Linked DNA regions of Homo sapiens: region 2 is linked to region 1. A link is an interaction called in ENCODE POLR2A ChIA-PET data of the cell type or tissue named here. Cell type or tissue: MCF 10A. All regions are shown on one strand. Each heading gives the region's core, and the rest is flanking DNA. Links, peaks and the distances in the headings are about the cores only.

Region 1 (15,439 bases), core at 3,214-7,213:
GCAAATGAGGTTCTTGTAGATTTAGTAGTGAGACAGAAAAACCATCTTCAGTTCTTCTAATCCTTTTTCTTTTCTATGCGTTGTAACCACAAAGTTTCCATGGGGAGTAAGGAATGTTCAGCTTTCCTAGATATGATGGATCTTAAACCTGAGTTCTTAGAGAATTGGATTTGGGAGCTTTTGTTACAGTGACAGGTCAGGGAAGACATCTACTCAAATGATTTGGGAAATACACGTGGGCTACTCATGAGAATCAGAAAGAACACACTGAAGGAGTATAGATGAACTCATCAATCTGGTACATCCTATAGTTTAGAGAAAAGTGCCATCTTGCTTGTAGTTAACTCTTGAGAAGCCTAACCTCAGGGTCACACAAGGACACACTTCATCACAGGGATTTTTTTTTTTTTTTTTTTTTTTTTTAATGTCCAAACGATAACTTACTCTCTTGGATAAGCTCAGGACGCACAAGGATTGTACACACCAACTCTGTTTCAAGTACTTTAGGTACTTTCCCTCATTTAGTAAACAGACACTTGTTGCATGGCTACTATGTGTCATCTGAAAAGACACCATCCTTACTCTCAAGTTACTCATCATTCAGGAGCAGAAACAGGCATAGATACAGGAAGTGTCATGAACTTTGTTACACCGTTACAGTAAATCCCATGGAGGGGCATCAAGGAGGTCCATGCAATTGCCAAAGAGGGTAGGGGGGAGGGGAAAGCTTCCTGAAAGAGGAGATACTCTGAGTCTTCAAAAATACATTTCTATAGTATTCAGAAAAAAGAAATTAAAACTCTATACATTGTAGATTAAAGATGTTGCCTTGGTAGCCCAGGTGTTGCCTTTAGTTTGGCAAAAGTGCTGTTGTTTGGAGCAAGTTTTTTTTACATGGTTAGTTGTTTTGGACACCAAATTCTTTTTTTTTTTTTTTTTTCAATGGAGTTTTGCTCTTGTTGCCGGGTGGGAGTGTAATGGCGAGATCTCGGCTCACTGCAACCTCTGCCTCCCAGGCTCAAGCGATTCTTCTGCCTCAGCCTCCCAAGTAGCTGGGATTACAGGCATGTACCACCACACCTGGCTAATTTTGTATTTTTAGTAGAGATGGAATTTCACTATGTTTGTCAGGCTGCTCTTGAACTCCTGACCTTGGGTGGTCCGCCTGCCTCGGCCTCTCAAATTGCTGGAATTACAGGCGTGAGCCACCGAGCCCAGCCCTGGAAGCCAAATTCTTTGTCTCCTGTATTCCAAGCCAAAAGGACATGCTTTTTGTTTGAATTGATAGGAATCCTAAATTATTGACATTAGGATAAATGCTCATTGGAAATCTATTCAAATTTTGCATTGTTTTCAAAGAGGAAAGGCTGGGGTGAGGGGTGGTGGGGAGAAATCTACATTTTCTGCCACAGCTTTATTGTGCTTTTGAATTCCCCATGTGCCATCTTCATACCCAGGATATGTTTTAACCATAATTCATTGCCTATGAAGCTAACATGAAGACGAGAGGGCAAGTTGAAATTTAAAACATGATGCCTTTGTCAGTGGGAGTCTAATTTTGGCTGGTCTATTATAGAATGCAGTTAGTCAATATGTATTCAAATATGGAATGCATATTTTCTTTGTCCCCAAAATGCTCTTTTTCGGCATTTAGTGGGAATGTAAAATATTTTAGGAATTTTTATAATGACAAAGAATTGGGGACAAATTAATTATACGATAATAAGAGGCTCTTTAAAAGTATGATATATACATACAATAGAATACTTGGCAGTCATCATCTTTAGGATAGACAGCCACATTTATCAACAGAGAAAAATGTCCATAGCATTATGTTAAATGTCAGTGAACAAAGCAGGTTACAAAAGAACATGTGGAGAATAATCTCATGAAGGTAAAATTGTAATCACGTGTGTGTGTGTGACATCTATGTTCGTTTAGATAGATTAAAAAATACCCAGAAGAATATTGAACAAATTATTAGTATAATTATCTCTACATGGTGAGGTTTCAGGTGATTCTAATATCCATCTGTTACTTTTTTGTATTTTAATTTTTGCGGTAACATTGTATTAGTTTGGCAAAAACTGCTGATTTCAAAAGAATTTTGTTTTCAAAAGAAAAAAATTAAAGTGTAATTTACTTGGTATTTACCTAAAAGCGTAGTTTTTCTTTTAGGAATACATAACCCCAAATGAAAAAGGCTTAACTGATGTCAAAGTTATCTAGAAATACAGCCAAGCAGGGTCAGAGTTGATGTGAACTGGATTCAGCCTTGATTCAAGCCTGGTCTCTTTGGGATTTCTTGTTCTTCTGCTGCCTTGGCCTGAACAGTCCCTCTCCTCCCTAATTTTTCCTTTATTCTGTGTCTCTCAACCTGCCCTGCCCTGCCCTGGCAAGCTTTGGGTGAAAGGAAGTGAGAGCCTACAGGTCCTGGCCGGGTTGCCAGTTTGGGGAGGGTGGGAAGTTGGAGAAGTGGTCACTCGCTCTATGAAGAATAGAACTCTCTAGAATCAAGCAGAACCATAGTTTTAAAGTGATTTTTTGGACATGAGACACCCACATAAGCCAAAGTGTTGACTTTTTTGTCTTCTCCATCTCATGCTTGTTTCTGTCCTCGCCATCCAGGGTGATGAGGGTGCTTAGAGAAGCATCTTCTCTCTCTCTCTCTTTTTTTTTTTTTTGGCTTTTTGGCAGAAGAGAATTCCCTCCCACGTGACAACTGCTTGAACATCAGCTGCACCAATTTTTTTCTTAGCATTGCACACGTTTATTGCATAAATGCAAAGCAACTGTGGCATCTGAAGATTTACTCCCCAGCTAAGCAGCATCCATGAGACCTGTTTGGGTGCAAAAATGATTTGGACGCTGGGTAACAAAGGTCTAGAGAAGCATCTTCTCTAAGCACAGGAGGAGGCTGAAGACCAGGAGTCTGGTCTCAGCTTGGCCAATTAGCAGCATCGCCTTAGTCTTTCTCCTCATTTGTAAAAAGAGGGGTTTACACTGAAAAAGTGTGTACAAGTTTTCTAACTTACACTATTGTATTTAACAGTTATCTATGTGCCAGCTACTTTCCAATACTGGCCTAGGATCCAGGGATCTGGAGTGAATAAATGAACTAAATCTCCCCCTTGGGGAGCTTAAATTCTAACAGAGTGGACTTTGGAGAAGACAACGAACAAACACCTAGGTGTCAGAGTACGGAGAAAGGCGCTGCTATTCATATGCGGTGATGGGAAAAGCCTTCTTAGATGAGGGGGCATTAAATAGCTATGTGAATAGAAGGAAACGGTTTTCCCTTAGAAATGGATCATGAAACAAACTGATTATTTCAAGTGGTTCTTTATCTAGACCTGCAATCTATTCAGATTCTCTATTTTGAGGAACAAATATATTCACATCTGATCTACCTCTTACATTTTTAGTCTTGTGAGACCAATTCATTCATTTACTCATTCACTGATTTAAAAAAACAATGAGTTTCCATTATGCCCCATGGTCTGTCTTAAGTGCTGAAGACAAAAATGAAAAAGGCATGGTGCCTGCCTTCAAGTAGATGAGAATTTAGCTGGAGAGACAAACAGAAGCAGATGGTAATAAAACAATGTGATAAGCACCGTGATAGAAATACACTTTGGGAACATAAACAAGGAGCCGCTAACCCTGGCTGGGGTGAAGCGTGGCTCAGGAAGGATTCCAGGCTGCAATAACCTCTGAGCTGAGCCTAAAACCCTGAGGAGGCAGGGTTCACTCATCTTGAGGGTGGATGGGCATTCCTAGCAGAGGGGGTAACATGAGAAGGGCAGGGGAGTGAGACCTGGCAACGCGTGCCTAAGAAAACAACAGAGTTCCATGTTGCAGTGGAGGGTGCAGGGGTCACGGCGAGAGGGGGCTGGAGAGGTGGGAGGGAGCATGGGGGGGCACAGCAAGCCACAGTCCAGAGCAGGGCAGCCTCCTTTCTGACCCACTTATCCTGCGGCTCAGGTGGCGCAGGTCCTTTTCAAGAAAAATAAACTCAGCTCTGCAAGACCCTCTGTTACCCAGCGTCCAAATCATTTTTGCACCCAAACAGGTCTCATGGATGCTTCTTCGCTGGGGAGTAAATCTTCAGATGCCACAATTGCTTGTATTTATGCAATAAACGTGTGCAATGCTAAGAAAAAAGTTGGTGCAGCTGATGTTCAAGCAGTTGTCTTGTGGGAGGGAATTCTCTTTTGCCAAAAAGCCAAAAAAGAAAAGAAAAAACAAACGCTACTAAAAAAACTACCTAAACACTTCATTTACTTCTTCTGAGAAGGTTTACGTCTCTAGCAGCTGTTCTGTGTCACAATCTACAAGTGGAAAAAGGGCGGGTTCTTTTTTTCTTTCTCCAAAAAAATAATAAAGCAGCAATCCATTTCTGTCCAAGAGTTATTTCCTGAGACGAGAGCCCTTGAGAGCCCTGGCAACTCCCTCTTGTCAGTTTCCTCTCTGGGCAAAGGGCTTTTCCCCAAGGGAAGTGTCATTCATACAGTCATAGCTTCAAGAATACAGTCCAGCACAGAGTGCACCAGATGTTGGGCCAGAGCTTTCTTCTCTCACTCTGTCAATGAGAAGAGAAAACATATTTCCACTGACCCCTTTTCCAGGAGTGTTGCTATGAGGGGGAGTGTTGTCTGGCCAGCAGACAGAAACCCTTGGTATCTTTGAGGTGGGCTTCAGGATGTGGCTGCCAATTCCAAAAGTCCTTTCTCTTAGAAATACGTAAGTAAAATAGGCATTTGAAAGGTGAAGGTCCTTTGCCACTTGTGGGACTCTAGGGATGATTTATAGGGCCATGTGGTTACACCTTGCTCTATGCAATCTTTCACAATTTCCTATTCCCTGCACCCAGCAGAACTGACTGCTTCCTATTTCTTTTTCCATATTGTTGGCCAACTACTTATCACATTATGCTATAGTTATGTGTGAGCCTGTCGATTCCACTGCCTGAAGATAGAGATCCTGTCTTTCTCAGATTTTTCCTGAGTCTGATAGAATCTAAGGGCCGTGAGGTCAGGAATCCTTGTTTACTGGTGTGTTTCAAGTGCCCAGGACCGTGTCTGGCACATAGTGGTGCATAGTGATTATTTACCAAATGAATAAACAAGCCACTAACAAAGGACGCCTATTACATGATTGTTGGATAAATACAATCGTACTCCCTTAACTGTGGTTTTGCCTTCCGAGGTTTCAGTTACTCTCCGTCAACCAAGGTCTGAAAATAGGTGAGTACAGTACAGTAAGATATTTTGAGAGAGAGAGAGAGAGAGAAACCACATTCAATAACTTTTATCACAGTATATTGTTATAATTGTTCTAGTCATGTATTAGTTATTGTTGTTAATCTCTTACTGCGTCTAATGTATAAGTTAAACTTTATCATAGGTGTGTATGTATAGGAAAACACATAGTATGTATGGGGTTCTGTACTATCTGAGGTTTCAGGCCTCCACTGGAGGGTTTTGGAACAAATCCTATTTGGGTAAGGGGAGACTACTGTAACTGAGGTCTGTGAGGACTCAGGAGATCCTTGGGGCTTTTTTTGGAGGAAATCAGAGGGTTGAATGTTTACATGAAACAGCATTCCCACATCACTGGGGGGAATTCCAAAAAGTATTCATTTCTAGAAGGTATTAGTTGCCCTGCAGGACCCTGGAGGGATGATCAACATTTCCCTAGGGAATTTGATTGTGGTTAAGCCATTATCATATGACACAATCAATGTTGTTAACTTTTATGTCTCAACCAAAGATCTCAAAGTAGATCAAAAACTTTGAAGTGGGATATATGGTTTGATGATGATTCATCAGGACTTTAAAACTTGATTCTAAGAGTAAAAACGAGGAACACTTTGGTGGGAAAGGAGCCATGGAGCTCAGTGAGATGATCCTCACAGTGTATGGTCAGGACAGGCATATCTAAACCACGTGACATGCATCTTACTCTTATTTCATGCTCAGTGCCTGGTACAGAGTCAGACCCATCATAGGTACTCACTGTTCTTGGAAACAAACACTGAGTAGTGACCCCTGACGCAGATGTTAACAATGTCCCTGGCCTAGGGTACTTTGAGCTTTTCCTACCATTCATCTTCACCAATGAGGAGCTCTTCCTGGGGTGGTTTTGCTGTAGTGGAGATCAATTTCCTAAAAAACTAAAGGACAAAATCTTGATTAACATAGTCTAGCTATTCAGACCCTTAGTTAATTTTTTAAAACTAATGTTATTTTGACTGCATTCTACATCTGGAAGAAAAGACATAAGAAAAAGGCAAAGTTTTAGTTAAAAACACAAAGTATAGTTCTAGGATAAGTTATGACTTCAGGAGGTTTGTAGCTTACATCCCTTAACCATATGATATTAGTAGCTTTGTTGTTGTAGCCCTTAGGCAGTATAGTTTTATATTGCCAAGCCTGTTTAACTATATCATTTAAACATTTAAATACATTTCATATGAAAAAAGGGATCAAGATGGTGAACCAAACTGCAAATTGAACATAAGACATTTCTTATTACTTGATTTTTCTTGAAATGTATCAGTTGCTTTAAATGTAGAATTAAGGAAAAGGGCAGACAAATACAAACTGGAAAGCAGTGAAGTTAAAGCGTCACTTCCTAACAATAAGAATTTGGCCTCTGATTGGTATGCCTAGGAATTTAATCTTCGAGATTATTCAAGAACGACTTTTTAAATGCATAGTATTAAGTTTATGAAAGTGTGTAATGAACTTTCGAAAGTATTTAGGTCAACAGAGATGTTCGATATGTAATGATGACCAGTAGCTAACTGGAAAATCCCTTCAGCCAGAAAATTGCTCAAGCATTCTAGACACTCAGACTTCCAATGTAGAAAATAGCTCTCAACAAGTTATTTAATAGCCCTTCTCCTTTTTTCAAGATCAATAATGCTCAATCCCTTTTGCAGGGTTTCTCTCTGTTTATCTGTTTCTTGGGTTACTGGGTGACATACCTCTTCAGGAGAGCTTTTTCCATCCTTCCTTTCTCCAATCCTTTCTATGTTTATTCCTTTATCAATTAATTTACACCCCAACTGTGTATTGTATGCCTACTTATCTGCCAGGCCTGGTTGTGGGTGGGGGAGACACACAAGAACTGGTTCCTGCTCAGAAACCCTACAAAAATGTGCCTCTTGTGCACTGGTTTACTGCTTGCTGTCTGCAGTGTGTAGACATGGTCTGTTATCCATGTTACCTTGCAACCAGGGAACTGGTTCTGTCTGAGGTCTGCTCTTACCGGTGCTGGGGGTTAGTCACTGATCTTTCTGAATTTCCATTGCTTTCCCTGCCATGCAAAGAAGTGAACTGGTTGGCTCCTAAGGAGACTTTTAGTTCTAAGGTTCGTGTCTTCCTTGTGTATTCTAATCCACAAACCTGTGAGCATCCAGAGGCTCAGCCAACGCCTTCTCTCACACAGGTGCTGAGAGCAGAATGAGCTACTTTGTGGATTCTGCTGGGAGCAGCCCCGTCCCTTACTCAGCGCCTCGTCCTGCAGTGGTGGTGAGTGGTGGCCCCTTCCCTGCCCCTTTGCCCACACAATCTTCTCCCCTCCTCCTTGTGCTTCCTGTATCCTGACCCCCAGTAGACAGAGAAGCCAGGAACCTGAACTCCAAGGTTCGAATCAGCTTTGAATCTTTTGGAGGATGTCAATTGTAAGATTATCTATGATTTTATCAGCATATAAAAGAAAACCAAATACTGATGGATTTGCTGAAGAAGTTTTAGTATGTTTGAGTTTGAGAGAAATGACTCAAATATGATGAACAGTTAAAGCCAGTTGATTTTCACTGCCCAGTTCATTTGATGATTTTTTACATATTGAGGTACCTTATTCCTATACATATTATAATTGAACTTACTTTTGGCCTCAGACATAAAAAGCCAATAATGCAAGTTTTCTAATCACAGACTTTAAAAGTGAAAATGGAATATGACAATAAGTTTATGGAAAAATTTCATAAATCCTAGAATAAGAGGGGACAAAGAAACTTTAAAATAGGACTGGATGAAGTTTTTTGTCCATAGGTGAGAAGATCCTTGCCCAAGCTATATGCTGATCAATAGAAATGCTTTGACAAATTTCTCAAAAATGTATTGCGTGAGGATCTTATAATGTTGATATTGATCAGTTCCAGTATTAAAAGACACTAATATCAGCAGCTGTGTCATTAATTATTCTTTCTAAATTCTGTTACGTTTTTATTCAAAGATAGCCATCATAAATGTTGAATTTTTTTTTTCTTACAGTGAAATACGGACAGATAAGTTTATTTTATTTATTTTTTTCTTTTTCTTTTTTTTTTTTCTGTCACTCAGGCTGGAGTGCAGTGGCACAATCTTGGCTCACTCCAACCTCTATCTTCTGGGTTCAAGCAATTCTCCTGCCTTAGCCTCCCAAGTAGCTGGGATTACAGACCTGCACCACCACGCCTGGCTAATTTTTGTATTTTTAGTAGAGAAGGGGTTTCACCATGTTGGCCAGGCTGGTCTCGAACTCATGACCTCAAGTGATCTTTCTTTGAGATGGTCTCGCTCTGTTGCCCAGGCTGGAGTGCAGTGGTTTGATCTCTGCTCACTGCAACCTGTGCCTCCCGTGTTCAAGCGATTCTCCTGCCTCAGCCTCCCGAGTGGCTGGGATTACAGGTGCCCACCACCACGCCCAACTAATTTTTTGTATTTTTAGTAGAGACAGAGTTTCACCATGTTGGCCAGGCTGGTCTCAAACTCCTGACCTCGGGTGATCCATCCACCTCTGCCTCCCAAAGTGCTGGGATTACAGGCGTGAAGCACTGAGCCCAGTCGCAAATAAGTTTATTATATTATTATTATTATTAACTTTTCCCAGTACATTTATGGATCTGAATTAACACCAATAAACAAGAACGCATTTCTGACTTGTCTTTGACTGTCTTGCCAGAGATTCTGTATAGTTTTTAACACTGATTAAAGTTAAGTATGACACAGTTAACTGTGACCTCTCACTGTAATTGTATATTAAAAGACCTGAATTGTTTGAAGTTTTTTTTTTTTTTTTTTTTTTTTTTTTTTTTTTTTTTTTTTGACGGAGTCTTGCTCTGTCGCCCAGGCTGGACGGAGTCTCGCTCTGTCGCCCAGGCTGGACGGAGTCTCGCTCTGTCGCCCAGGCTGGACGGAGTCTCGCTCTGTCACCCAGGCTGGAGTGCTGTGGTGCGATCTTAGCTCCCTGCAAGCTCAGCCTCCCGGGTTCACGCCATTCTCCTGCCTCAGCCTCTCAGAGTAGCTGGGACTACAGGCGCCCGCCACCACGCCTGGCTAATTTTTTATATTTTTAGTAGAGACAGGGTTTCACCGTGGTCTCGATCTCCTGACCTCGTGATCCGCCCGCCTCGGCCTCCCAAAGTGCTGGGATTACAAGCGTGAGCCACCGCGCCCAGCCTGAAGTTCTTTTTTTAGCATTAAAAAAAACCAAAAACTCTCAGTAGCTATTCTGTTCAAGGGAAAAGACACATTTTAAGGATGATTGAGACATCTCTCTTCAGTAGCTGTTTTTACCACATTTTTCTTCTTTTTAAAATGGCTTCTGTGTTCATGTAAGCACCGTTTACTTTTACAAAAAATTAGAATCAGAAAAAGGTTTAGACGATAATATATATCAGAAATATGTTTAAACTGCCCACTCCCCAACACTCCACTACACGACAAGTCCAGGCAAGGAGTCACTCGAGTTTGCTTAGTAGCGATTGCCAAAGGACTTGCAGTTTAAGATCATATCGAGGGCTGAAGAAGTTGCCAGAAAAGGGCTCCTCCTCCTTTTCCTCACATAGAGGTCATTATTTAAAGTTAACACAAATGACATTAAAATTTCCTTAAAGACGATATTGTAGAAATTTGTTAAAATAAATAATGATATTGTGATTTCAGAGCAAAATGTGTCATTGACTTGAAAAATAAGATTTAAAAGCCAGTCCATGTTAATTCTATTTACAGGTACTATAATCAAATTAAAACAGATTAATATTTTGGCTAAGAATGAAATGCCATGGCTGGGCTCAGTGGCTCACACCTGTAATCCTGGCACTTTGGGAGGCTGAGGCGGGCGGATCAGTTGAGGTCAGGAGTTTGAGACCAGCCTGGCCAACATGATGAAACCCAGTCTCTGCTAAAAATACAAAAAAAATTAGCCAGGTGTGGTGGCACATGCCTTGTAATCCCAGCTACTCAGGAGGCTGTGGCATGAGAATCGCTTGAACCCAGGAGGTGGAGGTTGCAGTGAGCTGAAATTGTGCCATTGCACACTCCAGCCTGGGTGACAGAGCAAGACTCCATCTAAAAAAAAAAAAAAAAGGAAAAGAAAAAGAAAGAAAGAAAGAAATGTCACACAAATATGTACTTAGTTTAGACACTGAGATAAAAAGCCTATTATAAGTATAAAAGTTGCAGATATAATATAATGTCATCCTAGGCAGGGTATCTCAAAATTGTGGGAGAATAAAAAAATCCCAAACCAAATAACTCTAAGTGCATAATTTCAACTAAAGACACCTCCCTGCAATTGAACACCCTGGATATTTTAAATAAATTTTGAATGGCTTCCATTGGTTTCAAACCAAATAATCCGTTTACTCCCACCCATGACAGCCTTATCTGAAAAACATTAACATGTGAGATCCTTTTCACTAAAAAGTTCAAAGTTGCTTGGGTAAAAGCAGAAGGTTGTACAAAAGAGCTGCTGAATTATTGTTCTTGCACTTTCACTCCTAACTTCTCTCTGGGCCTCAGTTTCTCTGTCCCTGAAACGATTTAGGCAACCTTCCAGAGCAAGCAAAGAAGCCCTTTAATTTTTTCACATACTCTTTCTCTAATAAAAATTAAGAAGTAAATAACACTTATTGGTATAAACTCAAGTTTAGTAAACCAACTCAAACCATAACCTCTAACTTTAGACTGGGCTGTGATAAACAGAGAATCTGTAAATTGTCTACAAAATATAACCTTAGGACATTGGCACTAGAGACACCAGCAAACAAACCTCACATTCAGTTGCAATCTAAGATACCCTGGAGGGGTAAGCATAGCTTCATTAACTTTCCTAGATAAGAAAGTCAGAGCCCCAGGCAACCAGAGTCTTCTCGGTTCTGTTGGAGCCTCCCTGTCCAGAGCTCAACCCGTGGTGCTTAATCCAATAATCCAAGTCCTCCTACCTGGTGCCCTAGTCTCTGATTTAGTTAGTCTGACACACCAAAAAAAAAAAAAAAAAAAAAAAAGAAGAAACTCTGTCCCATGTATGGTAAATTCAGAGTGAAAAGAAAACCATGAGAGTATTGGGGTTTTCAGTAGGGGGTGCTTTTGTCCCCCAAAGGGATATTTGGCAATGCCTGGAGATGTGTCTCATTGTTAAAATTTAGGAGGTGCTCCTGGCATCAGAGTAGAAGCCAGGGATGTAACTGAACATCTTTTAGTACACCAGACAGCCTCCTATGACAAACAATTATCCATCCCCAAATTCTGATAGTGCTGACGTTGAGAAACCTGGTCTAGAGTAGCCACAGATCAAACTTGAAAGCAGAATGGGACTGTGTGTACAGACTGCTCTAAGCAGGTCTTGGTTACTAGTAAATTATTGCTTTAGAAAGGGAAATCTAACAAAAGAAAGTAAGACTGTGTTCCTGCTCCGAGGGGCTCTTACTTAGCATGCTGCATTAGTTGGCCAAGAAACAATCTCTTCGAAAATAGGATGTCAGTATTTTCTGCGCCTGAAGATAGCTAAGTCTCGGAGTCCTTGCTTGTAAATTAGAGGTCACATTAACGTTATCTGGTCATTTGCTGCGGAAGAATGCCTGGAAACCATGGGAGCCACAGTGGTTAAAATCCATGCCAGCCTCAGGTAATCATGGTTTTGCACAGAATTCACATTCTCTGCCTCAGCGTCAGTTTCTCAAAAGCAGGACTCATGGTTTCCCCATGCGTAAGGTCAGCCCTTCAGGAGGCCATAATGAATGAGGTGGTGTCACAGTGGGGAGGTGGAGAAGCAACACTTTGGGAAGTTGTCTGGTCATTGTGTGGGAGGGATGACCTTTCCAGGTACTTCTATGGGCTGTGTGTCAGGGACCCTTTCATCCATGGGGAGGAAGTGCTCCTTCCTGTTATGCTGCCTCTGCAAGCCCAAGCCCGCTGTGAGCCTGGAAGTCCCTTGCAAGCCCAGTACTTTTGTCCTCTCATGCGTCATTCTCCCCTTCACAGCACTGTGCTGGCCCAGCTGAGAGTGGCGGGAATGAGCGGGCTGGGCTGCTCTCAGTTTTGACTAAACATGGCCCAGCCTGGGATGTCTCACCGGCAAGGAGGATGTGCGGAGGAGTTCCTGGGGGACTAGTGACCCCTTTGGCCATGCGGGCTTTAGGAAACACCTTGGGCTGTACAGAGGAAAGGAACTGCCCACTCACCTCCTCCCAGAGCCACAGACTTTGGGAGATAGAACAACATGCTCGGGCAGGAGTGGCCCACTGTGCTCCACCTCAGGGAAGGCACCTATGCCCAAGAGGCTAACTACATATCCCCAAGTGCCAGAATTTCCTATGATAAGACTCTGGGCTTAAGGGACATTCCTGGTAATTTGAGGGTGAAGTAACTGTATTAAAAACTCCTCACTCTTGGCTGGCCGCGGTGGTTCACACCTGTAATCCCAGCACTTTAGGAGGCCGAGACAGGTGGATTACCTGAGGTCAGGAGTTCGAGACCAGCCTGGCCAACATGATAAAACCCCGTCTCTACTAAAAATACAAAAAATTAGCCGGGTGTGGTATTGGACGCCTGTAATTCCAGCTATGCAGGAGGCTGAGACAGGAGAATCGCTTGAACCCAGGAGGCAGAGGTTGCAGTGAGGCAAGAGCATGCCACTGCACTCCAGCCTGAGCAACAGAGTGAGACTCTGTCTCAAAACAAAAACAAAAACAAAAACAAAAACAAAAACAAAACCCAAAAAACAAAAAACTTGCCACTCTTTCACTCTCCCTAAATCAAATGTGATTCTCTTAAAACATGGTCCCTATGTTGTTTCAATGAAAACAGGGGTTCAGAAACTGTCCAACAAAAGACTGTTTTTTGACTTGTGAATTTATGCCATGAAAGCCTTCAATGTTGTATAAATTGGATCCCATTTATTAGACACTTAATTTCTTTCACTATACAGAATAAAATATTGTGAAATCAAGGGTATTGCAGACGTACGAGCACTGAATGAACAGGGCACTGGAAATAAGCCTGAGTTCATGCTGGATGTCACCTTGGGAGGGACCCCAGGGAGGCTGTCAGTCATTGCCAGCTCTGGGCATTGGCCTCCGTCCCTCCTGTGCAGTTCCAGTGGGACATGGGTACCTGGGGGGTCAGCTGAATCTCTAGTTGGTACCAGCATAGAGGGTAGTCCTGCCATGAGGCTTAGCTAAGTGCATTGCAGAAAAAGAGCTCCAAATTAACCACGGCCCTCAGAGCAGCTCCCTGTCACAAAACCTTTTGGGCAATTCCTCTTTTGTACATTTTCTTTCTTCCTTCCGTAATTGATTGATCGACTGGTTGATTGATCCACAGGACTCTATTTCCACCTTCAGGCCCTCTGGTGAGGCAGAAGCCAACGCACCTTACACTGTCTTCTTGACACCAGACATGAGATAGAGCCTTTACTCCTGGTCCAGGCAGCTGTGGAATGGGTCCCAGCCAAATTCTAGTGGAAAGCACTTGGGTTTTAGAATCAGAAAGACCTGGAGTAAATTCTGTCTGGTACTCTGGTACTCTTTTTTTTTTTTTTTTGAGACGGTGTCTTGCTCTGTCGCCCAGGCTGGAGTGCAGTGGCGCCCTCTCGGCTCACAGCAGGCTCTGCCCCCCAGATTCACGCCATTCTCCTGCCTCAGCCTCCTGAGTAGCTGGGACTACAGGCGCCCACCACCGTGCCCAGCTAATTTTTTGTATTTTTAGTAGAGACGGGGTTTCACTGTGTTAGCCAGGATGGTCTCGATCTCCTGACCTCGTGATCTGCCCACCTTAGCCTCCCAAAGTGCTGGGATTACAGGTGTGAGCCACTGCGCCCGGCCCTGTCTGGTACTCTTTAGCTATTTGATCTTGGGCAAATTACTTACCTCCTCTGAACCTCAGTGTCTTCATCTGTAAAATAGGCATGGTATAAGGTACGTGGAAGGTCACTGTGACGGTTCAGTGAGAACATGCTTGTCAAGCGCCTCCACAAAGATGACCTCCATCAATTCTCTTTTCCTTTTAGTCACTATCTCATCTCTTTCTATTCTTCACTTTTTGATTGTGTTAGGTGGATACTGGGGCTGGGAAGGGGTGAGGATTTCCGCTTGTCCATGCAAGGGTGCTACCAGAAGAAGATGGGGCTACTGGGGTGAAGATGGAGACATCCTCATTGGGAAACCTCCTTGTTTCATCACTGCCCTGCATGAGAAACAGCTCCCTTGCCACCAGATCAAAGTTCTCTTGTCACAGCCGGTGGTTTACAACCCCATTGTGTAAACAGACCTCGTTTTCTTATCTTGAGTAATTGCAGTTTAATTGGGCCTCCTTGCGATGCAGTTCCCTTCTTACCCAGGGCTCTGGTTGTTGGCACACTCACTTCCAGCCCATAGGCCTCCGGACTCCAGTCATTGGATGTGTTCACAGAAGGGTCACTCTGCTGTCCCTGCACTTCTTATGCAGTGATTGTGCTTGCTACCATGAAGCCTAGTGAAGACACCCTTTCCTTCTCTCTGGGAATCCTGGAGAGCAATGGACAAATTATTTGGTACTAGAGAAGTGGGAATCCACAAAAAGAAATTTAAAACCAAAGTGGGAATGAGACTGCTGAAACATAATGTTTAGGGAAATTATTTATGCTCATAACTCTTAGTGGTTGTCACAGAAATTGAAGGAAAGAAGAAAATAACCTATATTTTTCCAGCATCTTGGACTGTGGGGCTTCTGTAAGCTACTAGGTTCAATCATCACAAGCTAGAGAATTTCAGAGTCAGACCACAATGTAAAGACCATCTTGCAATATCAGGAAATTCAGATCCTAAGAGGTTAAATGAATTACTGGAGTTTCCTCAGGTATTTTGTTATAGCACTCCTGTCTTGGTCCATTAGTGCTGCTATAACAAAATACCTGAGACTGGGTAATTCAAAAAGAATAGAAATTTATTGCTCACCGTTCTGGATGCTGGAATGTTCAAGATCAAGGCATTGGCAGTCTCTGTGTCTGGTGAGAGTCCCGTCTCAGCTTCCAAGATGGACCCTTCCTGCTGCATTCTCTAGAGGGGATGAACGCTGTGTCCTCAGTGGCGGAAGGGAGGGAAGAGGCCAAACCCATTCCTTCAGGTCCTTTTAAAGGGTCCTAGTCCCATCCTTGAGGGCTTTGCCCTGACAACTTACTCACCTCA
Region 2 (15,439 bases), core at 7,112-11,111, 210 kb after region 1:
AAACTGTGTTCAGCTAAAATATGCCAGTCGGAAAATGTTATCTGAAGGACCTTGTTTTATTCCTCTGGTTACAGGAGGAACCTCTTAAGATATTAATTGAAACATTTGAAGGCAGTAATCAGTGATTGAATCAGGAAGTTCCAAGTCATCTATTTTCCCGACTAATCTTCCCCATTCGAGTGCCTGTCATCTTTCCTACTTGAGCTGGTTTCTTGGTTGCTGTTCTCTGTCTGTCATCCAATTCGGGAATGCCAGAGACCCAGAGCTGCTAGCAGTGTTCAATGGGCAGCAGGTAACTTTCTCAGTGTTTGTTTCATGGAAATGTTAATCAACCTTGAGACATTATGGGGTATTTTCAGAAATGATGAGTTTTGTGGTCACAATGAGCTAAACAGGTTTTTTTGTGTTATTGTTTTTGCAGGATTTTCCAGAGCATGTAATAGGCGAATGTGCATGGTCAGTTTCCAAGAGCAGGACACAGTATGAAAGCGGCTCTCAAACATTTTTGATTGCAGCCTTTTTCTCCACCTCAAGACAGTGAAACATTATTTGGGAAAATTTTCACTAGCGTATTGCTAACTGCTGCATTTGCTGAGTTCCATCAACTCATGAGTTTTTATGTGTGTACTCAGAGCACAAGAATTGTTTCTGGATCTAGGCTATGGTGCTTTTCAGTTCTTGGAAATAATTTCCCTGAAATGTCCTCTGAGAAAGTCAAGAATTTCCCTGAAATGATCTCTGAGAAAGTCAATGTGATTTCTTTTGGTATGGTACAGAATATGCTCTGTACGTATAAGAGACACTGCCACTCAAAATAGGCCCAGTGCCTAGCTGCAAGACTTAAAGTTGAGTTACATCATCTCATTTGAGTGCCACAAATCATGCATTGAATTTTTCCAAGGCTCTGAAAGCACACAACTTTCATATAATACAAGTCTACATTTGCTTATTCAAAATCCCAAATTGCCAGATGTGTCTTGTAATTTGAGATTTTCTGAATCTTAGAAATGTAATATAATGCCTCTACCACTACATTATCACCCCAGCAGGGTCTGAAGACACACCTTTTAAATAAATGCATCAATATTTGTTGAATATTCATACTTTGTAGGATAAATAAAAACTATAAATAAATATATCAGTCTATATCAGGTTTTATTTTCAAAGGAATTTCAGTGACTCATTTACTAAAAACTAACTTTGGGTTTCAGACTATTTTGAGTTTTGAAATAGAAGCTAAAACACTATAGGCACCCTAGTGAAAACCAAGCTGGGTTAATTAATGCTAACAGACTTTTGCTAACATCAGGTCTTAATATTTCTCAATGTTCTGATCTTTGGAGGAACAGTGGAAAAATTCCCAGAGAAAAAAATACTTAAAGGAAAAGAGATGGAGTAATTTCTCTTAAATCTACTTTCCCTGGCCCCTCCTGCTTGAATATCTCTAATATATTCTTACTATGAACTAACTTATTTGCTCTAAATTTCCAACTTTCAACAAGAAGGTGAAAACCTCCAACTTAATAGAAAAATTAGGCTGTAAGGATCCTAAGGCCATATAGCAAATGTGGGATGGAAGACTGACAATGAAATTTCCATGAGTGAGTATCATCTAATCTATGGGATAAGATGGGTTATGTTATGTTCTGATACATATGAGAGCCAGAGCTGGAAGGCGTGACTATGTCACTAAGCACCATGTGACCTTTGGTGAATCCCATATCCTTAATGTTTCAGTCTCCCTGTCTAAAAAATGAAAATTGGACTATCATTTTACGGTCCATGTAGGATCTGTAATTAAAACAGCTTTATTCACTACCAGGTGAATTATCGGTGTGGTAGCAAACAGCTAACGATGGCATCCTCTAGTTTCTGGAGGATATCCTTCAAGAAAAAAATGCTACCCTGAAAGACACACATGGAAATTCATTTCCTCTCTCCTTTTGGACATTTTATTCTACTCATAGCATATTGAACTATATATTAAATGTCTCCAATAAGGATTTCATTTAGATTTAATATGTCAGAATTGTAAATGTTAATGAAATGCCAAAAGAGTGATTAACAACATATGCTTTGAAGTCTCTCAAATATGTAACCCCCCAGAAATTTTATAAGAAAAATGTCCAGACATAGAACTTTACCCTGCAGTTTATTTTTTTTTTCAGAGTCAAAATATCTCTCAAATGCTCAGTTCTGAACTAACAGAAAAACAGCAGGAGGATAAAAAAAAAACAAGGCTGAATTTCAGTCACACAGATCTCAGCAAGAAGCAAAAATAAACTCTTTAAATGATGTTCCTTTTGCACGGCTCCCAGAGGCAGGTTTGGTAAGAAATAGTTTGAAAGTATACATATTCATTCCCACTTCCCCCAACCTCTACTTTGCCCTGCTCTGTCTCTGTTGATCTTGTAACTTTTTCCATGTTAATTAAAGATTCCTGGGACTTCACTCTTTTTTTCCCTTCTCTGGGAGCCACCTAAGAACACAAATATTGAAACAGTAGCAGTCAGCTAATTTTGCATTATTCTAAATTAAGGAAAATATTCTAATTTAAGGAAAACTTCTAGATCACCTAGGAGTTTAATGGTTCAAGCTCCCCCTTTATCTGTGGAATCTAGAAAAAAGCAGTGACTGTCTGTTGACACAACTAGTTTGTAACAAAGCTGTGGTGGATCATAGGTCTAAGACCAGTACAGTTGTCCCCCAATCCCCCATGCTACCCTTTCATCCCAAATTAAAATAAGACAGTTTCCCTCGTAACTCACCAGTGCAGTAAATCCCATGCTATGGCATAGAGTGAGACAGCTTCAACCATGACATGAGCGTTATGTAGTTGGGGTGGGGGGGGGTCTTACAAGTTCAGCAGCTGAGAAAAATTAAGGGGAGAATTGAAAATTGTCTCCAGCTGGGCGTTAGCATGTGCTAAACAGGGTTTTGATGTTAAAGGGTTTTAAGTGCGTGACTGGTACACCTCAGGGCAAGGCCCACTCTTCCCCGAGAATCTGTTCTTGCTTTTCTTTCTTTTCTTGTCTAATCAGTCCCATTCAGTTTTCAATTCTCTTTCTCACTTTGCAAAGTGCCAGACAAATTACTGGTATCCTCTATGAACCTCTGGTTTCTTTTTTGTTTTTGAACTCATACCCCCTTAAGAATATTTCAGGGTAAGCATTGCTCAAAACACATTTTATAAATTTTTAGGAACATAATTAAAGCAAAGACCTTTGTATAACTTTTATGACTCTTGATGTTCCACATTCTAATTCTCTTCGGGATGTGCATATTTTCTTAATGTTGTCCTCTTATTGTTTCTCCGAAACTCTTTTTACTCTTCAGTTTCAACAACATATCTTCTGAACTATAGGTTGTTTTAAATATTAGGATTATCAGTACAAACTTGGTGATACTCAACTGTTTCTGAATGACAAAGAGGGCAACTTCATTCGGTTTAACCTAATGTTTTGTAAAGCCATCTGGAATACACAAAGTCTCATCTGAGCAGAGACATTTTTTAAAGTAGAGAAACTATGTAGAAAAACCATGATCTTTACTGAACATTATAATGTAGAAATTTAAATATTTTAAGAAAATTTTTGTTTAAAATGTATTTTTGTGGTTTGCTTATGGTAGGTGATATGGTTTTTCTGTGTCCCCACCCAAACCTCATCTTGAATTGTAGCTCCCATAATTCCCATGTGTTGTGGGAGGTACCCAGTGGGAGGTAATTGAATCATGGGAGTGGTTTCCCCCATACTGTTCTTGTGGTAGTGAATAAGTCACATGAGATCCATGGTTTTTATAAGGGATTGCTTTTTTTGCGTGGTTCTCATTCTCTCTTGTCTGGTACCATGTAAGATGTGACTTTCACCTCCTGCCATGATTGTGAGGCCTCCCCAGCCACATGGAACTGTAAGTCCATTAAACTTCTTTTTCTTTATAAATTACCCAGTCTCGAGAGTGTCTTTATCAGCAATGTGAAAATGGACTAATACAGTAGGAGTGATATATGTCTCAGTTTCAACAGTCTCCAGGTTTTGCCTTTTGCTCGGCATCCTAGCTAGTTTAGCATTAGCTCTGGATTTTTTATTCTCTAACAAAGCATTAGTATTAATGGTTGCACTAAACTGATAGGACCACATTGTTGGGTTGAGTTTGGGAGACCTCCACTTTGTACCCAAGGGTTCTGCTGTGAGCTCTTCTAGTCTATATGAGACTCACACATAGTGAAAGGAGGTCTCAGCTTGACATGTAGTTAAGGCCCTCTTTCTGGATACAGCTAATTAATGCTTCCATTTCAAGGGAGGAATGCCAGATGCTCAATGATATAATAAAGCGTGTTTAGATACGAGCAGTGTGGGGTAGCTAATTCTTTCTGGCCGTGAGTGGAGCTGGGAGAAGCTCTGGAAGTTGCTGTGCTCATGGACCCTTGCTTCACTAGCCAGTTGTGACATGGCCTGAGAGACGTGTGAGGCTGTCAGGCTTCCAGTCAGCAGGATCGACCGCAAGGGTGGGAAATTCTATTAGACGGACATGATATAGAAGCCAAGCAGTCCTGTACACTCTACAGCGTATAGAGAATGGAGTGAGTCGTGTGCATGATTTTGCTATGGTATTTTTGCTACTTATTGTATGGTATAGATCTATAGCCACTATTTCATTGCTTTGTAATACTTTTTTATTTTTGCAATAAACCCTTTTGACAGAAATAAGTTAAAAAATAATCAAAATGCCTGTTTAATAACAGTTTAAGTACTAAGTTTTCATTCTCAAGAAAGTTGGTGATGACTCTGTAACTTGCACCAAGTATTTGTCCAGGGGCACCATCTACCCCGGAGGCTGTGGTGCTCTCACTGACCACATAGAAACAAGAACACACAAATCTGCTGAAGTGGCATCAGCATCTCCTAGAAAATTAGTAGTTATTTTAAGAAGATGGTACCTGAAGACAATAATTTAGTATCTGTAGTTCTAGAAGGTGCTTTTTACGTATAATGCTTGAAGCTTGACTTTTCATGTATGGTTTTAAATGGCTGTTCTTCCAATTTAATTTCTTTTTGTTTTTAATTCCAAGTTTTTCTGCAGGCATAATACAAAAACCAAAGTAATAGCAACTATTGTGTTGGCCCCATGTAGAGAATAAAATATTCACTAGCAGTTACATGTTGCCAATTTTATATTAGTATATTCTACCAAGTTTCTTATCTGAATGACAGAAGACAAAAATGTTATTTGAGAGATATTTTCTCAATTCTGCCAAGATGGTATATAAGGAATACTATTCTCATGTGCACAAGAAAAGTTTTTGATACATATAATGAATGCCTTAGAGCATTAGAGCTAATAGGTAAATTTAAATTTTTTGTTATAAATTTTAAATATAAAAAAATATAAATAAAAAGATGTCCTTTTCTACCTGCCATCAATTTTACAAATGTTTAAATTTTATATTAATTGACCTGAATGTCTTATAAAGTTATTACATGGTTTTTTATAAATAAGTTCTCTGAAATTTAATTGTGTTTTGGTCCAAGTCATTTGGGAATCTTTCTTTAATTAAAAAAATTTTTTTTTTGAGAGAGGGTCTACTTTTGTGGCCCAGGTTGGAGTGTGTTGGTTTAATCAAAGTTCACTGCAGCCTTGAACTCCTGGACTCAAGCAGTCTTCCTGACTCAGCCTCCTGAGCATCTGGGACTACAGGTATATGACACCATGCCTGGCTAAGTTTTTAAATTTTACCATAACTTTAAATGATTTGCATACAACAAAACTTTACCTTTTGAAGATTTTAGAAAACTGCAATTACTAAAAACAAAATTTGCAAGCAGAAATATCTTGAAAATAAAAAATACAGAAGAGGAACTGACTTTGAATACAAATGCAGGGGCTTACCTGGTCAAATGAGACTGAGAGCTCAAATAGAAGCTCTAATTCTGAAATTCAATGGAAATTTGAAATATACCTATTTGGGGGAAGATTTTTTAAATGGAACTTTTATTTTTAATTAGATGCACTTATATTCTCTAAAAGAATGGAATTAAGTTGAGATGACTTATAATTTTACAGCATTTACATTCTGTGAGACATTGAAAAATTATAAATAGAGATATGTTATTTGAAAGGTTTGAGCCTATAAAACATTTGTCAAATAAAGTAATTTGGGCTGGGTGCATTGGCTCCCACCTGTAGTCCCAGCACTTTGGGAGGCCGAGACAGGCTGATCGCTTGAGCTTACGAGACCAGCCTGGGTAACATGGCAAAACCCTCGTCTCTACCAAAACGAAAACGAAAGTGAGAACAAAAACAAAAACAAAAATTATCCGGGGGTGGTGGTGCGTGCCTGTCATCCTAGCTACTCGGGAAGCTGAGGCGAGAGGGTGGTTTCAGCCTGGGAGGCAGAGGTTGCATTGAGACTAGATTGCACTCCTTCACTCCAGCCTGGGTGATAGAGCCAGATCTTGTAAAAAAGTAAAATAAAATAAAATAAAATAATTTGGTTGGAATCCAAAAGCAGAAACTTTAAGAATCTTTGAGCTGAAATGCTTACATATTTCCTTGTAAAAAAATTAGAATTAAGAATATCCCCTCTTTAGCAGAATTTGTTCTTAATTCCCCTAAGCACTTACAGTGTTTTCTCAATAAAAAGTAAAATGGGCTAAAAGAAGAATTGATAATGCCAGTAATTACAAGTTGATGAAATGAAAATTCAGCTTTTAAGCAGATTGTAGAAAACTTTAAGGAAAAACTGAAAAATAACAGTACTAACTTAATAAAATATATATTCTTCAAAAAAATACTCCTGACACAGTTTTAGAGGCAGCTATGACTAATAAACTGATTAAAGTATATAAATATATGCCAAGTATATATTACTTTGCTTATGTTTTTAATATTCAGAAAATTAATATAAAGTTATCTCTATCTTTATTTTAATTAATTTATTTTTTGAGATGAGGGTCTTACTATTGCTCAGGCTGGCCTTGAACTCCTGGGCTCAAATGATTCTCCAGCCTAAGCCTCCTGAGTAGCTGGGCTCACAACATGCACCACCGCCTCCGGCTAATATAAAGAAGTTTTTTAATTTTTGCTTCAGTGCATATAAATAGATGATATTTTTGTCTTTTAGAAAGATTTTTTGGAAGTCTTTTTTAATTGAATTATGTTTACATATCTACCAATATTATACAACCAATTATTAAATCAAGGCATAACCTGTGGAACAATTTTCCTCTTCCTTTCCAATGGGCTATGTTCTCCCCTTTCTTCACTGCCATTTCCAGCTTGATCTGACCCGGAAGAATTTCTCTGAACCTTTTATCCATTATGGAGCATCCATCATCTGAATCACATACTGCCTGTAGCTTTCAGTGGTATACAACATGTTTCATAGCTTTTGTGTCCTTAAGTAAGGTTGATGCTCAAAATGTGTATTGTTGGCAATATGACCACACCATATTGAAGGAAGAAATGATAGACAGTCTAGTTCTAGATAAAGGACAGGATGGTATACAAATAAAATGTATGGCTGTGGCAAATCATGGGTTGTTAAAATCCTCTTTCTAGCAGCGGTTAAAACTTGAAATAGTTTTAGTGTTACAGATGACGTGAAAAGTTGGGTGGTGGGAGGACTTCTTTAGTTGGCCAAAAAGGATGAAAGGCAGGGCTAGGAAAAAGATATGTAAGAATATAAGAATTGAGAATAGATGTGTTCTAGAATAATCACATTGGTAAAGATGGTATTTTCGAAGCCTGTTAGGAAAAACAATGTCAAAATCAAGGACATTAACAAAAAAGAAGAAGAGCTTTATTGCAATAGGAAATTGGGGAAGAGAGGAAATGGAAATGAGTTTTGAAAAAGTATATTTATTTTGACAGCATTTCACCTTAGCAGAGCCTAAAATGTGATGCGTTAATGTTTATAAACAAAAACTGACGCAGAAGGAAAATCGGCAATACAGTGGTAATGCAGAAAGGAAAGGATGGATTGTTGTAAGTAATATTACATAACAAAGTTTTCAAAGGGGCTTCTTGGAGTACATCACTTCTAGTATCAGCTTTCAGAAGCAACAACAACAGAAGGCCCTAGTGATTTTAAAATGAAGTTATTGATAGAAATATGTGCTGGAAATCAAGGCACAATTACCGTTCAAAGATGTATTATTATGTTAAGAATACTTTGAATCAATCATATTTTTGTACATCTATGATAATGTCTTAAAGGGAATGTAAGCTCCCATTTCCTGTATGTGAGGCACGTTACTTGGAAATACTGGTTTTCTGACATCTTTATGTCCCAACTATCTACAGAAATATTAAAAAACGCAAATATATAAGTAGATAAGATAGAGTTTAAACCTCATCTAGGCATGGAAAACATGGAAAGAATGATACATGTTCCTTCTGGATCACGGTTTCTGATTACGAAGGGTGAGAGAGGAGAGAAAGTTAACTCTGGCAAATAAATATCTTGAAAGTCTGATAAGCTTCTTGGCTTCTCTTATTTTAAAAAATAATTATTAGGAGGAAGCTAGGAAACCTCGGTATGTTGTAGAAAGGACTTTCAGAATCAGACTTAGGAGACTTGAAATTTTTTTCCTGCACTAGATAGTGACCTTGAACAATGTAATACCCCTCTGGGTCCTAATTTCTTCACCTCTCAATAAAGGAGTTTGAGCCCAATGACAGTTAATACGATTTCTGACACAGGATTTTAAAACCCATGTAGCGATAATATGACGCAGTTATCCCAATGAGAAGATGCAAGTGGTAGAGCTGATGAGAGCAAAGGAACTGTCCAGGGTGCTTAGAAACATATGGGTCCATTCATGCTCTGGAGTTATGACCAGAAGCCACAATATGACTCCATCTGTTATTGATCTAGCATTTCTACTATGTTAAATACACAGTAAGTTACTTTGTCAGTATCAAGTGGATATAATTCAATAAGAGATCAATTTCCTTTTGTTTAAGGGGATAAATTACATATTTAGAGTCACCTCTGTTCTGTCTCCAATTTGTTGCTGATCTTTAGACCAGTCATTTCATTTATTCATTATTTGGAGCAGGGAATCCTGACAGTTTTCATGGCAATATTGATTTTTCAAGAGTCATACTTGATTTTTCAAGAGTCATCTTAGGAGATATGAGAATGCGCACTTCACATCCTGCCTCTTGTTTAACCTTGTTTAACATGTAGGAGGGAGAGAGACTTTGAAAAACAAGCATTTGACCATGGCTTAAAAATAAAGATAAAGGAAAGGGGAAAAGGAAGACATGTAAGGCAGATGAGGAGAGTTAATTATAATTAAGCAAGCCTCAGTGGCTGAACCAGGCTATGTTGAAAGTGGTTGGGGGTGTATGGGGAGGGGGTGGTTAAACTAGTTTGTCACAGCACGACCTTCTGCCCCAGCACTTGCTGCCACAGCTTCTTGCTCATAAGCTACCTTGCTGCAGAAATGGAGAGGAGCATGAGACTGTGATGCTGGCAAGTCGTAGTGAAATGTAAATCTACTGGGTGAAAAGAGAGGAGGTGTGAGCTCCTTGGAGCTGAGATACTTGTACCAATTCTATGTCCTGAAACTACTCTTGTGCCTGTTGCTTCTTCCCGGTTCTTCCTTCATCTCATGCCCTTCTGATCTTTTTTATTCTGTGTTCTATGCTGAATTTTAAGTCACAGTTTTCATCCCATGGGCTCTGGGGCATTGGATTGTTGTGAGAATGAGTGGCTTTTCCCCCAGTTAATCCTCTCACTGGCCCCAGGCCTGAGCTGCCTTTTCACTCTTGCATGCACAAGTGGCAGCCAGGAATTCAGTCTGGTAATTATCACAGCACCAATAGCCTCTAATTAATGCTTCTCCATTTCAGGCCTTATAGCCGACTCACCATTTTTGTAAAGCTCACATAGAGGACTCCATGGTTTGCTGGACTTGGAGGGATATCCAATGTACTAATACCACATCAAACTCAGAGTTATTCCTTCTTTTCAGTGACTGAGACTTTATTTCTTGGCCTGCCTAACTCTTTCTTCTCTTGAGAAGTGTTTTCTCCCAAGATGCTCATGAGATCCTCATGCAAATAAACTTCTGGTAGGCAAAGTTCAAATACACCAGTTACGCACCCAGATATATGTCCTGAAATACCAGCATCCCAGTAATTGTCTAGTTCAGGTTCAAGGTGTATCCCTATATGAAAGAAATATTCTCCTCCAGGACAGAGCAAAGGGCATGTTGACAGCAGACTTTCAAGTTGCTAAATTTGCCAGGATCAATATTTAAGCTAAGGGCTGTAAGCTAGGAATCTGGCTATAGGTTCAGTGTGACAGAGGATATATTTAGTCAAGTGTGATGCCCCAAATAACAGTAATGTCATTGAGGTAATGCTGTTATGGCACAGAAGATCTCACGGAAGGGTTTGGTAAAAACTAGACAGTGTCAGGACACCAGCTTCTTAGAGAAGGATTTTGGTCTCAGGAGAGGATTTAGAGAATGCACAAGGTAAGGAAGTCTAGCCACGGGGACTTAGGAAATGGAGAAAATGAATAGGAAGTAACCAGATAGACTCATAGGTACCAGGACTCTTCCCAGGTACACTGGATTCCAGGTTACAGCAGGACCAAAGAGAGGGTAGGTAAAAGATGACTTAGAAATTCTGGGAATGTATGAACAGAAGATTTATGTTTCTGTGTACTTAGCCTGGGAACAAATGTGAAGAAACATTTTGAAGAAAGATATTTAGCTCATTTCTCACCACTTTGAGCTTAAGCCTTTTATAGCGTAGTCAAAAGAGACTGTATAGTAGGTGGTCAAAAATATGGGTTTGGATTTTGCTTGAGAAAAGATGGGATTGTTTGATACCCTGCATACTATCTTTTAAAAAATTTTCCTCCTACTTTCATGTTTCTTGTTGTGTTTTTTCCCCCTTATTTAAACTACTTCTTATATAATTACTGAGTTTTCTAGGTATTTTGTAATTGGAAGGTTTTCAGATAATCAGTTTGATATGTTGTTGGAAGTGGCTTTGGCATTCATGGGCACTTAATAATAACACTATTAGGTAAGTGAATAAACCAAAGCTGAACATAAGGATTGCACATAAGGGGAAGATTCAGATGAAAGTCTCGGCAACATGGGCTGATAGAAAAGTCTAAATAAGTGGAAGGCAACCAGTGCTGGGCTGGGTGACAGAAAGTAAGGGGGGTGCTGTCACATGGTAGAAGTGGTCCCTCTGATGGGGGTCCGCAGGTGAGCAGGAAGAGGTGTGAGAGGGGAGAGGCATTTGGAAGCTCTCAGGTCACTTTTAAGTAAGCAGTTTCCATCAGTGATGGGAGCAGAACCTAGATTATGAAAGATTGGGGAATGTGTGGGAGGAGATTAGAAAATAGGAGCTGGGAACAGTAACTCATACCTGTAATCCCAGGACTTTGGGAGGCCCAGGGGAGAGGACTGCTTGAGCCCAGGAGTTTGAGATGAGCTTGGGAAACATAATGAGACCCCATCTCTACAAAAACATTTAAAAAATTAGCTAGGTAGGGTGGCACATGCTTGTAGTCCCAGATACTTAGGAGGCTGAGGAGGGAGGATTGCTTGAGCTCAGGAGGTGAGAGAGAGAGAGAGAGAGAATAAAATAGGTATGATTATCTGAAACCTTTAAAGCTTTATGCCATTTATCACCATTGCATAACTTACAGGTGATTATAATAACATAAGAGGCTGTGGTGAATGAAGCTATTAAATTAGAACAATTTTAATTTAAATGTTAAAATGCATACAACATTGAAATGCCAGTGCCCTAATGAGGCAAGAGCCCTTTAAGCAAGAGGGTTTGGAAGGTGGTTTATAGAGACATCCCTAGAATCTTTTAAGGACCATGAAATATTTATTCAAAAAGTTGTCATAACTCAATTTTTTTCGGGAATATTTAGTTCCACTTAATGAATGCATTAAGCTCAGCTGTGTTTCTCAAAGAGCCAGCTGAAGGAAGTACAGAAGTGGGAACAGAAAAACAGAAATAGAAGACGAGCAAAGGTGAGAAAGCAAATGCAGAGCAGGAGGGGTGATGGCAGCTTCACACTGCTCATAGCGTTTGTTTATTCTCGAATCCCGGGAGTAGGTGATTTATTAAATAAGGCCCTCTGCAATCACACCGCCAACCTCTCCACTAAAAATAGCAGTGGGCTGGTTTGAACTTCATGTCAACCTCATATAAACTGGCATCAGTTGTGTCTGCTGTCCTTTGACGGTGTGAGGATTGGGACTCTCTGGGGCTGTCCATCCCTGTGCGCACCTTGGTTGTGGGGCCAGTACACTCCCTTCCGCCCACTTCTCATCAGCCCAGCAGAGTCCAGTTCCTGGTGGGCTGGGGAGCAACAAACAAGGCCAGGGTGCTGAGGACTCATTAGTGACCTGCCTGGCTGCCAAGTGTGCTGAGACATCAAGCTGCTTGTGGCAGTCTGTGGTTTGCTGGGAGGAGATTAATGAGGGAATAGAATAAACACGCACATTGGTTTCTGATAAGAGGAGGGCAGACATTTCAGGACAGGCATACAGCCTGCCTCACAGTCATCACTTCCCCTGGGGCCCATGTAAACACACACACTCACATGTGCTGATGCAGACTTCTTCTCAGCCCCAAACACAGCCAGCTGATAGGGAGGAAGGCCAAGATATAGGAAACATTTCTTTCCTCAGATCTTCAAACTCAATTATACCCATCCAAGAAACGAAATAGATCTTCTTATAACATGAGCTTAAAACTTGATTAACAGTAAGTTGAATTGGCAAACACATTTCTGCTGAGGATGTTGATTGGATAAAATATTTAAATGATTTTATACATGAAAAAATAGAGTTGGAGAGTATATGACTTATTTCAAGATTATCCAACAGTAGTGCTAATGTTTCTTTGGGAGACATGGACATTTTTGTGAATCTGATGAAAGCTAGAGACAGTGTCCCCAGAAAAATGAGTGCATGCATGCGCGCACACACACACATACACACACAAACACACACAGCTAGAAAGAGATAGAGACAGAGACAGAGATAGACCTACCGATGCCATTTCAGGAGGGTTGTATTGTCTCTGAAGCTCATTTATGGACTCCAAAATGGGTTCAGAATAAAAATCCTGGCCTAGCATATCATGGAAAATCTCACGTGGGTTAGAGAAATCTGAAAATTTGGTGAGAGTGCCCTACTAAGAATTTTGCTAGGTACTTGATGGATATTATTTCTACTTTTAATAACAATTGTGCAAGGTAGGCACCATTTACCTCCCTTTTACCAATGAGAATATTGTGACTGAGAGAAGCAAACTGACTTAGGGAGACGGGGTTTCCTAGTGCTTAGGAGCCTGGGCTCTGATGTCAAATTACATGGGTTCTAATTCTGTTTTTTCCACTGATCAGTTAGAAGATTCCAGACAAGTTTCCCATCCCTTTGTGTCTCAGGTTCTTCAGCTGTCAGTGGGAATAATGATGGAACTTATTTCATAGGCTCTTATGAAGATTAAATAATATAAGACAAGCTAAGTGCTTAGAACATTGACCTGGGCACAGTGAGCATGAGATACATTTTGTTGTAATCGCTGTTTAGGTCAAGGATCATAAAGCTATAAGTGGAGGAACCAAAAATCAAACTAGGTTTTGTCTGGCTGGAGCCTGTACACTTTCCTCCACACCTCGCAGGTTTCTAAAACCTGTTTTACATTTGGCCTTTGGCAAATCATGTAATGTTTCCAAACTTGAGTTTCTGCATCCATAAGATATAGGCAATGATAATAATAATAAAACACCTTCCTACTTTTTTGGAAGGATTAAATATGACAACAATAAGTACATTTTAGTAAACTGTCAGGTACTGTGCGAATATCCAAGGTTGTTACTATCAATGATGAAAGGATAAATCTAACTCAAAGGGCTTTGTGTTTTCACTTCTACACTTATGTTCATAGAATTAAATCTGTATCATGTGCAATCACCTTCAGATCTATCTTGGATTACACAAGTCATTGGGCAGGGGGTGGTCATGGTTCTGAAACAAAAATTCTATGATCTTCGTGACTGTTAAGGAGATAAGGTAGGGTTTAACCACCCCACTGGACTTTCAATAACATTTGGCTAAGGTAGGAAGAAAAAACACACACACTAAATGATTTTATTAAAACAAGTGTTTGAGGGTCACATTTATGTTTATTCCAAAATTGAAAGAACATAGTAGTAGCCAACAAGTTCATTATGTTGGCACAGAAGCTTATACTTTTTTAAACATCAAGTTCATTGTCCTCAGCTGGAATGCATGATTTCGGTTACTTTTCAAAAGGTCAGTTTATTTCTGTGAGTAATATTTCTGCAATGCTAAGAATCAGAGGCCAAAAGGGGAAAGAGGACAGGGCCTGTGGAACAGATTATATTCCTGTCTGCGATCCCTTAGGGAAACTTAGAAACCAGAGATTAGCTGTCCTAAAGTGGAGACTTCCACTCTGGAATGGCATTACGATGTTGAAAGAGACCCATTTAATCAAATTTAGTTCTATCTTGCTCATGGAGTCTAATTCCCTTGATATCAATTCAGGTCTTCTCTCTGCCAATTCATGTCTCTCAGCTCCTTCAAAAAGTAAGTCATAGTATATCATCAATTGACCAGGCACCTACTGAATGCCTAATACTTACTAGGCAGAGGGCTTATGTATGCACTATTCTCAGACAAAAGGTATGGGTTCTGCTTTCAGGCTGTCCATCCTGATGGAGAAGAGACAGACTGCCAAAAACCAATCACAGGACCTGCAAGGTGGAGCTCAGTAAATATCTGTTGAAGGAGCGGTTCCATGTTAGTAGAAGTACAAGGTCTTATGGGAGAAAGGCTGCTCAGAAATGATCTCTTCTGGTGGTAGGTGGTGATCAGGGAATAATTTTCAAGGGAGATGCCAGATTTCGACAGAAATGCAGGAATTTTCTGGGTGGGAAGGGCATGAGAGCTGTGTGGGGAAGTCATAAAAGTACAGGTAAGCTGCAGGGTGGTCCCTCAAGCAGACCTGCTTTATTGAGGCTTCACGCGGGAGCAGGGAAGAAAAGGCAGCTGGCAAGGTGCACAGCGGGCAGACAGTCCCAGCTTTAATTTGTCTGTGCTGCTGAGAAACTCAGTCTCTTTCTTTCATTCGTCCCCTCAGCGCTTCACACTCACAGGGATGACTGACATTCTGACCACGTGGGCAGAGTCTTTGACACAGAGCCTAAGTGGTTTATGTTTGTCCTTCATTGCAATGCTGCCTTCTTCCATGGGTGGCTGAGGGCTGGGAGGTCAAGGTGGGAGGCTGGTGGTTTTACTTCAGCTGTACCTGGTGTGCATGGTCAGGAGGCAGATTAGGGGTCCTGCCAGCACTCACCTGAGTTGAAGAGGGGTGACTGCTTGAACTGCCACTCCAAAGGAGTGAATACATAAACATA

The links. ChIA-PET counts read pairs that join two places held together with the same protein. Peaks named below come from ENCODE experiments on the same cell type or tissue, not always from the same donor. Only the 100,000 strongest peaks of a DNase experiment are listed, where the experiment ranks them.
Region 2: POLR2A ChIA-PET joins it to region 1 with 5 read pairs; 2 of 35 experiments call an interaction of 5 or more read pairs at or near these places.

Annotation. Positions count from the first base shown.
Region 1 is chr11:128,565,161-128,580,599 of GRCh38, reverse strand. It overlaps ETS1 (ETS proto-oncogene 1, transcription factor), which reads left to right. Exons shown (of 10, transcript NM_001143820.2): 2 at 7,456-7,538. The coding sequence starts at 7,470. LOC105369565 (a long non-coding RNA gene) reads right to left here and starts at 15,289. Exons shown (of 5, transcript XR_948163.3): 1 at 15,209-15,289; 2 at 14,144-14,779. RefSeq lists an enhancer at 3,907-4,407. In MCF 10A, for the core only: no CTCF peak of the experiment used is centred there; no DNase peak of the experiment used is centred there.
Region 2 is chr11:128,358,656-128,374,094 of GRCh38, reverse strand. It overlaps LOC124902788 (a long non-coding RNA gene), which reads left to right and starts at 81. Exons shown (of 2, transcript XR_007062947.1): 1 at 81-292; 2 at 422-1,136. RefSeq lists an enhancer at 6,282-6,371. In MCF 10A, for the core only: no CTCF peak of the experiment used is centred there; a DNase peak (open chromatin) is centred at 8,784.